Linked DNA regions of Homo sapiens: region 1 is linked to region 2. Evidence: chromatin contacts called from ENCODE Hi-C or POLR2A ChIA-PET data. All regions are on one chromosome and are shown on one strand. The core of a region is the stretch at or near the end of the contact, and the rest is flanking DNA. Distances in the headings are between cores, read along the strand shown.

Region 1 (5,113 bases), core at 1,194-3,693, 800 kb after region 2:
GAGAGAGTGGAATGCCCCCTGAATTTATCATCCCACCTCACTCTTCCAGGGAAGTTTCCTGGATCCTTCCTCCATCTATACATCAAGCAGTTTATCTTGACTGAGCAACCACTATGTGCCCACTTGTGTTGGGCACCAAGGGAAAGCCAGTGTTCATGACCACCTGATGATCTCACACAGGAGAGAGCTCACAGAGGGGTCAAAGTCCACCTGGAGTAGGTCAGAGAATGAGAGCTGGACTGGGAATGCTTGTTGGGGGAGATAGAATATGAGCTGGGTATGAAAGAATGAGGAGTAGATAAGCTTCTGGCTTGGTGACTACTCGGCTTCCCCATCACCCCCACCTGTAGTAGGTAGTATTATTTGTTGACCCATATTTCTTTCTCTACTTCTATTGCCAAGTCCTCCCTGTGGGTAGAATGTTGTCTGTTTCATTGACTTTGGCTTTGGCCATATGATGTGCATGGGTTAATGCAATGTGGGTGAGAGTGACAGTTACTGCTTTGATCTGAAACTTGGAGAGTCATGGCAAAGCTCTGCTGGTCTTTTACTCTTCACTTTACCACAAGAATAAAGCATCCCAGGTAGTTGCTGGTCCAGAATGAGTAGATATACGGGGTGGAACTAAATCCAGCCCATTTTCTAAAGTCAAGCTCAGCCAACCCAGCAGGTGCCAATAGTATCACTGTTGGCCTGTCCACCTGTAAATGTGACATAAACATTTGTTTTAATAAGCCAGTGAGATTTTTGTGATTGTGTATTACCTGGCACTCTTACAGCAGTATTTAAATAATAAATAATACACCTTTGCTTTCAGTCATAGGTAAACTCAGGTAAGCACCTTAACTGTTCTGGCGGATGGGGCACATTATGAAAACAAGCCAGAAAATGTATTAGTCACTCAGGTTCATGAACTCTGCAGCTCAAGATTCTGTCTCTGACTTTATAGATATCCCAATAATTGTGTTTTTGTTCCCACCCTCCTCACCCTTATCATCTAGCCTACAGATTGTCCATAGCACAGAGTATGAAAAATTCTTTAAAAGTTGGTTCCTGTATTAGTCCACTTTGCATCACTGTAAAGGAATACCTGAGATGGGGCAATTTACAAAGCAAAGGGGTTTGTTTGTCTCATGGTTCTGTAGGCTGTACAAGAAGCATAGCAGCAGCATCTGCTTGTGGTGAGGCCTCAGGATACCTTTACTCATGGCAGAAGGCAAGGGAAGCTGGTACGTCACACAGTGGGAAAGGAATCAAGAGAAGAGGGGAGGGAGGTGCCAGACTCTTTAACAACCGGATCTTGCACAAACTAATGAAGTGAAGACTTACTCATTACTTGGGGAGGACACTAAGTCATTCACGAGGGATCCACTCCCCTGACCCAAACATCTCCCACCAGATCCCACCTCCAACACTGGGGTCACATTTCAACGTGAGATTCAGAGGGAACAAATATTCAAACTCTATCAGCTCCTGTGTCCCAATAATTTCTAGTTATTTACAGTAGAGAATATTAACTTTGCTCCATGAAATCTTGGAGCACTAGAGGGACTACTGAAGGGCCAGCCATGGTAAGAGAAGGACAACAAGACCAGGGATTCCAGACTCCCATCTGGGCTGCAACTCAAAAATTTCTACTTTTATTTGTTGTATACAATCAGATTCCTTATAAAACTTTGTCTGAAGCTGAAATCCACTACTGAAGAATGTTTGGAATCACTAGTGTACATGGAAAGCCCCACTTCCACACCCTGATATCTCAGGGCTTCCATAACCTTTCCCCACTTTTTAGTCTAATGGTCCCGTTTCTCCCTTGGCTCTAGTCCCCTTTCCCAATAGTCTGTGCACTCCAGTTACTGTTCCCATGCATGCTCAGATTTCTTTTGCCTCCCTTCTCTCTGTTTGCAAAGCCCTTCCCACTTCTATCTGCCAAAGCCACCATTTGTCTCCCAGGACCTAGCATCAGAGACAGAGAAAGTTCCCCAGAGAATGTTTAGTCCAACCCCTCTACTTTGTAATGTTGTAATGTTGATTTGTAAATTCCAACATCTATTGAGTATTTATTAAAGACAGGCACTGATAAGCATTTTACGTAAATCAGTTCAGTGAATCCTTCAATACTTTGAACTGTGTACTATTATTCTTTCCATTTTATGCAGGAAGAAACTGAAGCCCAGAGAGGTTAAGTAACTTGCTCAAGGTCACACAGCAGTTTAGTACATAGTCAGTGTCTGAATTTACACAGGCTCCAGAGTCTGCATTTTAACCCTTTCAAAATATTGCCTTCCTCATTTTATAGATGAAGAAACTGTGCCATTCAGTTGAAAGAGATTTGCTTAAGGTTACACAGCTGGTTTATGACCAATCAGGTCAGTGCCCAGGCCTCTCGGTGCCAGTCTGGGCTTCATTCAACCTTGGTTGTGCCCACGCTGGAGGTGCCCAGCTGGTGACACAGCCAGGAGGAATCCTTGCAGTGGTGCCTCCTGCCAACTGGCCATACCTGTGTGCAGTCCACGCTGGGCATGTTCTCATTTGCTTGCAGAGCTGGAAGGGACCTTGGAGCATGTCCAGGTCATTGACTTTTACCTGACTACCCATTAAACTTACCTGGGAAAGTTTTAAAAATACTGCTAAGCTGCACTCTCAGGGTGTCTGATTTAATGGTACAGGGGGTGTGCCAGGACATTGGTATTTTGGACACACTCCCAGGTGGTTCTGAAGTGCAGCCAAGGTTGAGATACTCTGTTGTAATCCAACATACTGCTGTGCCACCCCATTTCATAGAACAAGAAATGACCTGTGTCAGTCCCCAAGTAGTCAGAAGCAAAGCCTAGCCTAGAGGAGACTCCCTGATGATATTAAACCCCATACTCGATTCTACTAAACAGGAGTTCCCCGCTGATCATATCAGGCATCTACACCTTCCTGTGGCACATGAGCCCAGAGCAAAGCAAATAAAATCCCATCTGGTTGGAGAAAAATAAAATGAAGACTACTGGGCACCGTCACCATAAGCATGGGTTGCTATCACAAAGTATTATAGACCAGGGAGCTTATAAACAGCAAATTTATTTCTCACAGTTCTGGAGGCTGGAAGTCTGAGATCCAGGTGCCAGCATGGTTGGGTTCTGGTGAGGACCCTCTTCTGGTTGCAGAGAGCTGACTTCTCACCACATTCTCACATGGTGAAAAGAGAGTGACTTTGCTGTCTGGCCTATTCTTATAAAGGCACTAACCCCACTCACGAGAGCACCACTCTCATCACCTAATCACCTCCCAAAGGCCCCCCCTGCTAACAAGATCACATCAATCCCGATGCCACGCTGTTAGGAGGTGGGGCCTTTGGGAGGCGATTGGGATTAACTAAATGTTTGTGGGGAACACAAACATTCAGTCTGTTGCAGCCACAGGACCTGGGATGTCATTGAGGCGATTTGTGATGGCACAACCCAATGGTTGGGGATCAGGAAATGTAAGCTTCGAAGGCTTATTCCATTGTCCTTTGTATGAAATTCAGTAACTCCTGTATTAATTTCAGTAACCCTGGACTGTCATGGGTCTGCCCCCTTTCGTGGGGTATGGGCTGAGATCTGGCCACCACCTTCCTACCTTCCACACCGTTAACCCCAGTACTTCATATGGAACACACCCTAAATTTGATTTTTTTAAAAAAATAGTCATAACCAAACACCTCATATTTTATCTTTTTTTCTGAAAAAGAATTTTAAAATCTGACATGCCACTTAAAAAAAAAAAGAAATCGCATGAGTATAGGCATGCCAGTTTAACTGGGGGTTAAAAAATCCTCACTTTCACAGCCTCTTGCTATGTAGTTGTCCCTGGTTACTGTTCTGCCTCTGTCTCCACAGAGACCACTCTGGGCCAGTAACCATGGCGATAGGAGAAGACGTGAGCAGATGGGAGCACTATGTGCAGAACTTAAACATCCTTGTGTTGGGGGGAGGTAAGTGGGGAATGAGGGAAGGAGAGGAAAGAAACCTAAGAGAGACAGAAAGAAGTTACAAAATCCTTAACCTAGGAATAGATTGCAATGTTGGGGACAAACCACAAGGCATGTTTTTTTATTTTTCTTTTTTGCTGCTGAGCCAAGCTCTTCTTTTTGATTTCAATAATGATTTATCCCTAGGGAAATGGAGACAAAAGCTTTCAACATACAGAGCTGGAGGCATTTTTTAACCATAAATGTATTGCATTAATATATGTTTAACGCATTATTCAACTTGGGAAAGCAAGAGTCTGAAACCCTGTCAATTTAGGTACAATGTAATTGTGGCATATTGGGAAGACCATAGCCTGTGCAGGAGGAATGACATTGGGACACAGACCCTGCCTCAACCAGTCTCCTCCTGGGAGCCACAGGCCAGGCCCTGCTTCCAGAGACTTGGCTTATAAGATTCTCTGAAAGGGAGCCAACAGATAGTTGGCTTTGAAATTATGCAAAAAGAAAATCTTAAAGGATGCTAAACTGAGATTTTCTGTATTAGTTTTTGCTGAGGTTCCGAAGAATGACACCAAAAAACTAGGTGGCAAGCAACCATGCATGGCATATGAAGAAATTGCAAATTCAGTTTTTCAGTTCTTAGCCTAAAAGTAATAGGGAAGTGGCCAGGGGCAATTTCTTTGCAGAGATATTTGGCTGAATATCACTCCCAGCTCATGGGAGAGAGAAAGGGGCCATTTTCCCACCACTTACCTAAAACCAAGGAAGGAATTATCAAGAAACCCACTAGGAGCTTGATCCATGACCCTCTGGAATTTGAGGGAACCATACGAACTTGCACCTGACTCAGAATAGAGATCATGGCTGATACTGCAGCCTGTAGGGTGGGTGGATGGGGCAGGGGCTGAGGGAGAGGCTGGGAGGAGAAAGAACATAGAGAGGAGGGGAAAAGCTGTAAATTCCACAAAGAGTCCATGAGCTTTTGTTTTAGACTTAAATAAGCTTTTATTTGGTTTATTTATTGAAGAACACTGGAAAAGTTGAAGCTAGCCTGAGACTTTATGCAGGGTGGTGATAGGAGGAGAAATGCACAGATGCTGAAAGCTGCGTCTCCTAGTCTTAAAGAGAAATGATGAGAAAGGATGAAGTGGC
Region 2 (4,959 bases), core at 1,270-3,769:
GTGAAGGGGGCTGTCCAGGAGATCAGGGTTGTTTTTGGAGAGTTTGGAGGGCAGGGGCAATAATGTCTGACCCCCTGCAAACAAATACACCTGTAAGAAAAGCTAGACCAGAGTGAAGTAAAGCCAGGATTTGATGGTGGCGGGAAGGGAAGGGGCCAATGCTGCTGCTGGACAGAGGGGTGTTATTTTCCCCAGAAGAATAGCATGTCGTGGTCATCATCATAATAATAGCTGACACAACTATTATGGGCTGGGGACTTATAAGAGCTTTCATAACTCTCAGGTAGGAGGCACTACGAACTCCATTTCACAATTGAGGAAACTGAGGCACAAAGAAACGAAGTAGTGACAGCAGCTTTCCTTTTTCCCTTCAACAGTTTGGAATCAAGCTGTTTGAGCCGAGGCTGGGTCTCAGGAGGTGTGGACAGCACTTCCATCTCGGTAAATCAGATTCGCCTGCCCATAACTGGGGAGAATGGTGGCTTTGAAAAGGTTAACTTGGGAGCCCTGGGGACGGCTGCAGGGAACGTACGCCCATTCCCCCTAGGAAGCAGAGCCAGGCCGCCTCCTCCTCCGCAGTGGTGAGGACGCGTGGACAGTCCCGCGGGGGCGGCGGGAGACCTGCGGAGTGGCCGCACTCCAGGTCCGCGCCAAGGCCGGGCAGCTCCGCTTTCTGCTCAGTCTCCGCGAGGTGTCGCCTTCGGCCGAAGAAACCACCGCGGCGCCACCCTCGTAGCTCGCACTTATTTATTTATTTATTTTCAAACAAGGGGGGCGCCCCTCTTCTTTCAATTTGAAACTGGAAACATCCAGAGGTCTTGTTCCTAAGGGGGCGCGTCCTCTCCCTGCTATTTTGCACCTTCGGACTAGCCTTCTTTCGTAATTACACAGGAGCAACCTCCCTGCAAGGCCTTGCTCAACGTTGGCCTCGCGCTCAGCTGCACAACACGCAGTCAAAGCGGGGGCTGGGTTAGAAGCATCGGTCTCCCCTCCCCAACACACACCCCCGGAGCCCTCCGTAATTTTTTTTTCTTTTAATGACAAGCAATTGCCAGGCTCGCAGGGTGGGTGCTGCATTGCACCGCTCCGCGCGCAGCTGGTTCTCAGAGTGCAGCCGGTGCAAGCCCGGGGGTCCAAAAGGGCGGGAGGAGCACACCCTGGGCTTCCCAGCTTTGCAGCCTTCTCTCTGCAAAGAAAAGCAAGTGGCTTTTGGCGCGAAAGCCTTGGCGCCTCCCCTGATTTTTATGGAAATCAGGAGGGCGGGGTAAAGCCGCTTTCCTCTCCTTTCTCCCTCCCCCTTGTCTGCGCCACAGCCCCCTTCTCTCCCCGCCCCCCGGGTGTGTCAGATTTTTCAGTTAATAATATCCCCCGAGCTTCAAAGCGCAGGCTGTGACAGTCATCTGTCTGGACGCGCTGGGTGGATGCGGGGGGCTCCTGGGAACTGTGTTGGAGCCGAGCAAGCGCTAGCCAGGCGCAAGCGCGCACAGACTGTAGCCATCCGAGGACACCCCCGCCCCCCCGGCCCACCCGGAGACACCCGCGCAGAATCGCCTCCGGATCCCCTGCAGTCGGCGGGAGGTAAGGAGCAGGGCTTGCAAACCGCCCGGCGCCCAGGGAAGCGACGAGCGCCGGGGCAAGGCAAGCCCTGGACGGGATTGCGACGTGCGCACCGGGCGCCCTAATATGCCCGGGGGACTGTTTCTGCTTCCGAAACAAAACCATCTCTGGGTTTTCCCAGAAAAGCCAGTTCCAGCCCCGAAGGCATCCTGGCTAGAGGAGACCCGCCCTAATCCTTTTGCAGCCCTTACCGGGGGGAGTAATGGCTTCTGCGAAAAGAAATTCCCTCGGCTCTAGAAGATCTGTCTGTGTTTGAGCTGTCGGAGAGCCGGTGCGTCCCCACCCCAGGCTGGGGTTCTTCTCCAAAGGGTGCCCCTGGAGGAAGAAGAGGGGGGGATTAGGCAGGGCGAGGCCGCCGCGGTCGCAATCTGGGTCACGGCTGCTCCAGCTTGGAGGAGAGGCGGCTCTCCCGGCGACCCTCCTCGCGCGGGCGCCCCTGCCATTCCCGGGAACAGGGGCTCAGCCTCTCCCTCCCTGGAAGAGGACGTTGTCGTGGGTTTGGAAGAGCAGGGGTGGGCTTAGAGAGCTTCCAATTAAGCTATTGGCAGGAGTATCCCTGCAGCGGGTGAATGCCGAGGGGCGTTTGCTCAAATTTGGGGAGGGGAAGGATTTGTGGATATGGGTGTCTGTTGTTGGTCTCTGTCTAGAGAAAGGCTTTTTTTTATTTGCAAAGTTTTCTAAATCCCCTGCTATCATTTGCACTCCTGAGGTTGCATTTTTACAAAGGGGGTAGAAGGTACTCCAAATACCATTCCCGGTAGCTGGGTCGGAGAGCCTGGGGCTTCCCCTGAGCAGCCGGCCCCACACCGCTGCGAGTGCGGTTGTCTGCGTGCTCGTGAGAGCTAGAATTCTGCAGCCAGGAACAGCCCCCTCCCCCAGGCAGTGCCTTGTGTGAATGAAATGGCAGTTTCCAAAGTTGCGGAGCCTCGCCACCACCCCCTGCATCTGCATGCCCCCTCCCACCCCCTGTCGTAGACAGCTTGTACACAAAAGGAGGGCGGGAGGGAGGGAGCGAGAGGCACAACTTCCTCCACCTTCGGGAGCAGTGGGCAGAGTGGGGGGCTTGGAGGGAAGATTGGGGAACCTGGTTAGAGGGGGCGCCCATTGCCTATCCCCTCGGTCTGCCCCGTTTGCCCACCCTCTCCGGTGTGTCTGTCGGTTGCAGTGTTGGAGGTCGGCGCCGGCCCCCGCCTTCCGCGCCCCCCACGGGAAGGAAGCACCCCCGGTATTAAAACGAACGGGGCGGAAAGAAGCCCTCAGTCGCCGGCCGGGAGGCGAGCCGATGCCGAGCTGCTCCACGTCCACCATGCCGGGCATGATCTGCAAGAACCCAGACCTCGAGTTTGACTCGCTACAGCCCTGCTTCTACCCGGACGAAGATGACTTCTACTTCGGCGGCCCCGACTCGACCCCCCCGGGGGAGGACATCTGGAAGAAGTTTGAGCTGCTGCCCACGCCCCCGCTGTCGCCCAGCCGTGGCTTCGCGGAGCACAGCTCCGAGCCCCCGAGCTGGGTCACGGAGATGCTGCTTGAGAACGAGCTGTGGGGCAGCCCGGCCGAGGAGGACGCGTTCGGCCTGGGGGGACTGGGTGGCCTCACCCCCAACCCGGTCATCCTCCAGGACTGCATGTGGAGCGGCTTCTCCGCCCGCGAGAAGCTGGAGCGCGCCGTGAGCGAGAAGCTGCAGCACGGCCGCGGGCCGCCAACCGCCGGTTCCACCGCCCAGTCCCCGGGAGCCGGCGCCGCCAGCCCTGCGGGTCGCGGGCACGGCGGGGCTGCGGGAGCCGGCCGCGCCGGGGCCGCCCTGCCCGCCGAGCTCGCCCACCCGGCCGCCGAGTGCGTGGATCCCGCCGTGGTCTTCCCCTTTCCCGTGAACAAGCGCGAGCCAGCGCCCGTGCCCGCAGCCCCGGCCAGTGCCCCGGCGGCGGGCCCTGCGGTCGCCTCGGGGGCGGGTATTGCCGCCCCAGCCGGGGCCCCGGGGGTCGCCCCTCCGCGCCCAGGCGGCCGCCAGACCAGCGGCGGCGACCACAAGGCCCTCAGTACCTCCGGAGAGGACACCCTGAGCGATTCAGGTAAAGACCGAACTCGGGTCCGGCTGCCTCCCTGGGGCACTGGACCCCGGGTCGCGTCCCCTTTGTTAGTGCTCGTATGTCTTGGCCTGGGGAGCATTTTGGAGGCAGTGCTAGGGGCAGAGAGGTCCTGTTTCCCCCAAGTCTCTCCTCGGGGTAAAGAGAAGGGGCTGAGAGAATGCCGTTGCAAAAGGGGTGCTCTCCAATTCTCGCCTTCACTAAAGTTCCTTCCACCCTCTCCTGGGGAGCCCTCCTCTAGGCCATCACGGGCCCTCACCCGGTCCCCCACCTCTCTTTTGCAGCGCAGTCTGAGGAATAAAATTGGAGAAAGTTGGTGGCTAAACCGGGTGGGGGTTTAGGGGGTTGCTGGGTGCACTGCCTGGACAGAAACCTGTTAGCGCAGGGGTGAAAGGGACTCTCTGGCCCAGGTCAGGGGAGGGAAAGACATCCCGAGAAGATTCAAGGGCTGTGCAAAGCCCTGTTTAAGGCGCAGGAACTTATAGGAGGGTTGCACAGATGGCTAGAGCCGATTTTCTATTCTTTTTCTTTTTCTTTTTTTTTTTTTTTCAAATGTCGGTACCTTTCCCTTCCCCCATCCTCGGTGGGTGGTGGGCTATTTGCTCCTGGTGCGTGGCCAGCAGGCGGCGATATGCGAGGCCAGCAGGCGGGCCCGGGATCTGAAAGGCTGGGGGTGGTGGGGGCACCCTCCCTCCCTCCATTCAGCAGCTGGCTGCAAGTGCAACAGCAGTTGTGTACATTCTCAGGGGGCCTCCTCTTTCCAGTGTGCAGTGGAAACTGGCTGTAGTTTTGTCTTCCAGCCTGAATTCCAGGCCTAATTTGAGATGTGAGTTGTATCTGTAACCCAGTGCCCTTGAAGGTGAGGGCAGGCACTCAGCAGCCTCTCCAGGAAGGCTCACATCCTGGGAGGACTCACTGATTAGTTCTATTGTGTTCATTTGTCTGTGTCTTAAGCTGAAGGGAAGAGTTAAAACCAAGCCTTTCCCTGGGGGTCTGGATGAACAGAACTCAACCCAAAGAGTGGCATTGCCTTGTCCTTGGAGCAGGGAGCTGGGACCCCCCTTGGACTTTGAAAACCAGTGTTTTCAGAATGCAGGTGGATAACAAGCCTAAATTTACTTCTGGGCTGAGGAGAGATCTTTGAGGCTCCTGGAAGGAAACTTGGTGATAAGCCTCCAGTTTGAAACGGCTCTGTCCCTTTAATGTCTGTGCCTTGACAGCTTTTGGTGAGGAAGCACTTCCTTCCAACAGCTGT

The links. A loop is a pair of places that touch in the nucleus more often than their neighbours do. ChIA-PET counts read pairs that join two places held with the same protein, here RNA polymerase II (POLR2A).
Region 1: a map of breast epithelium shows a loop between it and region 2 (6-fold over the local background). The contact joins the enhancer-like site here to the promoter of MYCNOS in region 2. A Hi-C loop is called at or near these places in 2 of 168 maps with a recorded cell type or tissue (breast epithelium and heart left ventricle). POLR2A ChIA-PET finds 5 or more read pairs at or near these places in 2 of 52 experiments (Caco-2 and activated CD4-positive, alpha-beta T cell).

What each region holds. Positions count from the first base shown.
Region 1 is chr2:16,737,793-16,742,905 of GRCh38, forward strand. No RefSeq gene overlaps it. Among named protein-coding and RNA genes, the nearest start is that of CYRIA, 75 kb to the left of the region's middle. Within about 2 kb of position 2,444, at least 5 of the 41 ENCODE cell types and tissues checked have a DNase peak (open chromatin) inside an H3K27ac peak, as active enhancers do.
Region 2 is chr2:15,939,166-15,944,124 of GRCh38, forward strand. MYCNOS (MYCN opposite strand) reads right to left here and starts at 2,520. Exons shown (of 4, transcript NR_110230.2): 1 at 2,367-2,520; 2 at 1,809-1,932. MYCN (MYCN proto-oncogene, bHLH transcription factor) reads left to right here and starts at 1,385. Exons shown (of 3, transcript NM_005378.6): 1 at 1,385-1,578; 2 at 2,783-3,689. The coding sequence starts at 2,900. RefSeq lists an enhancer at 983-1,513.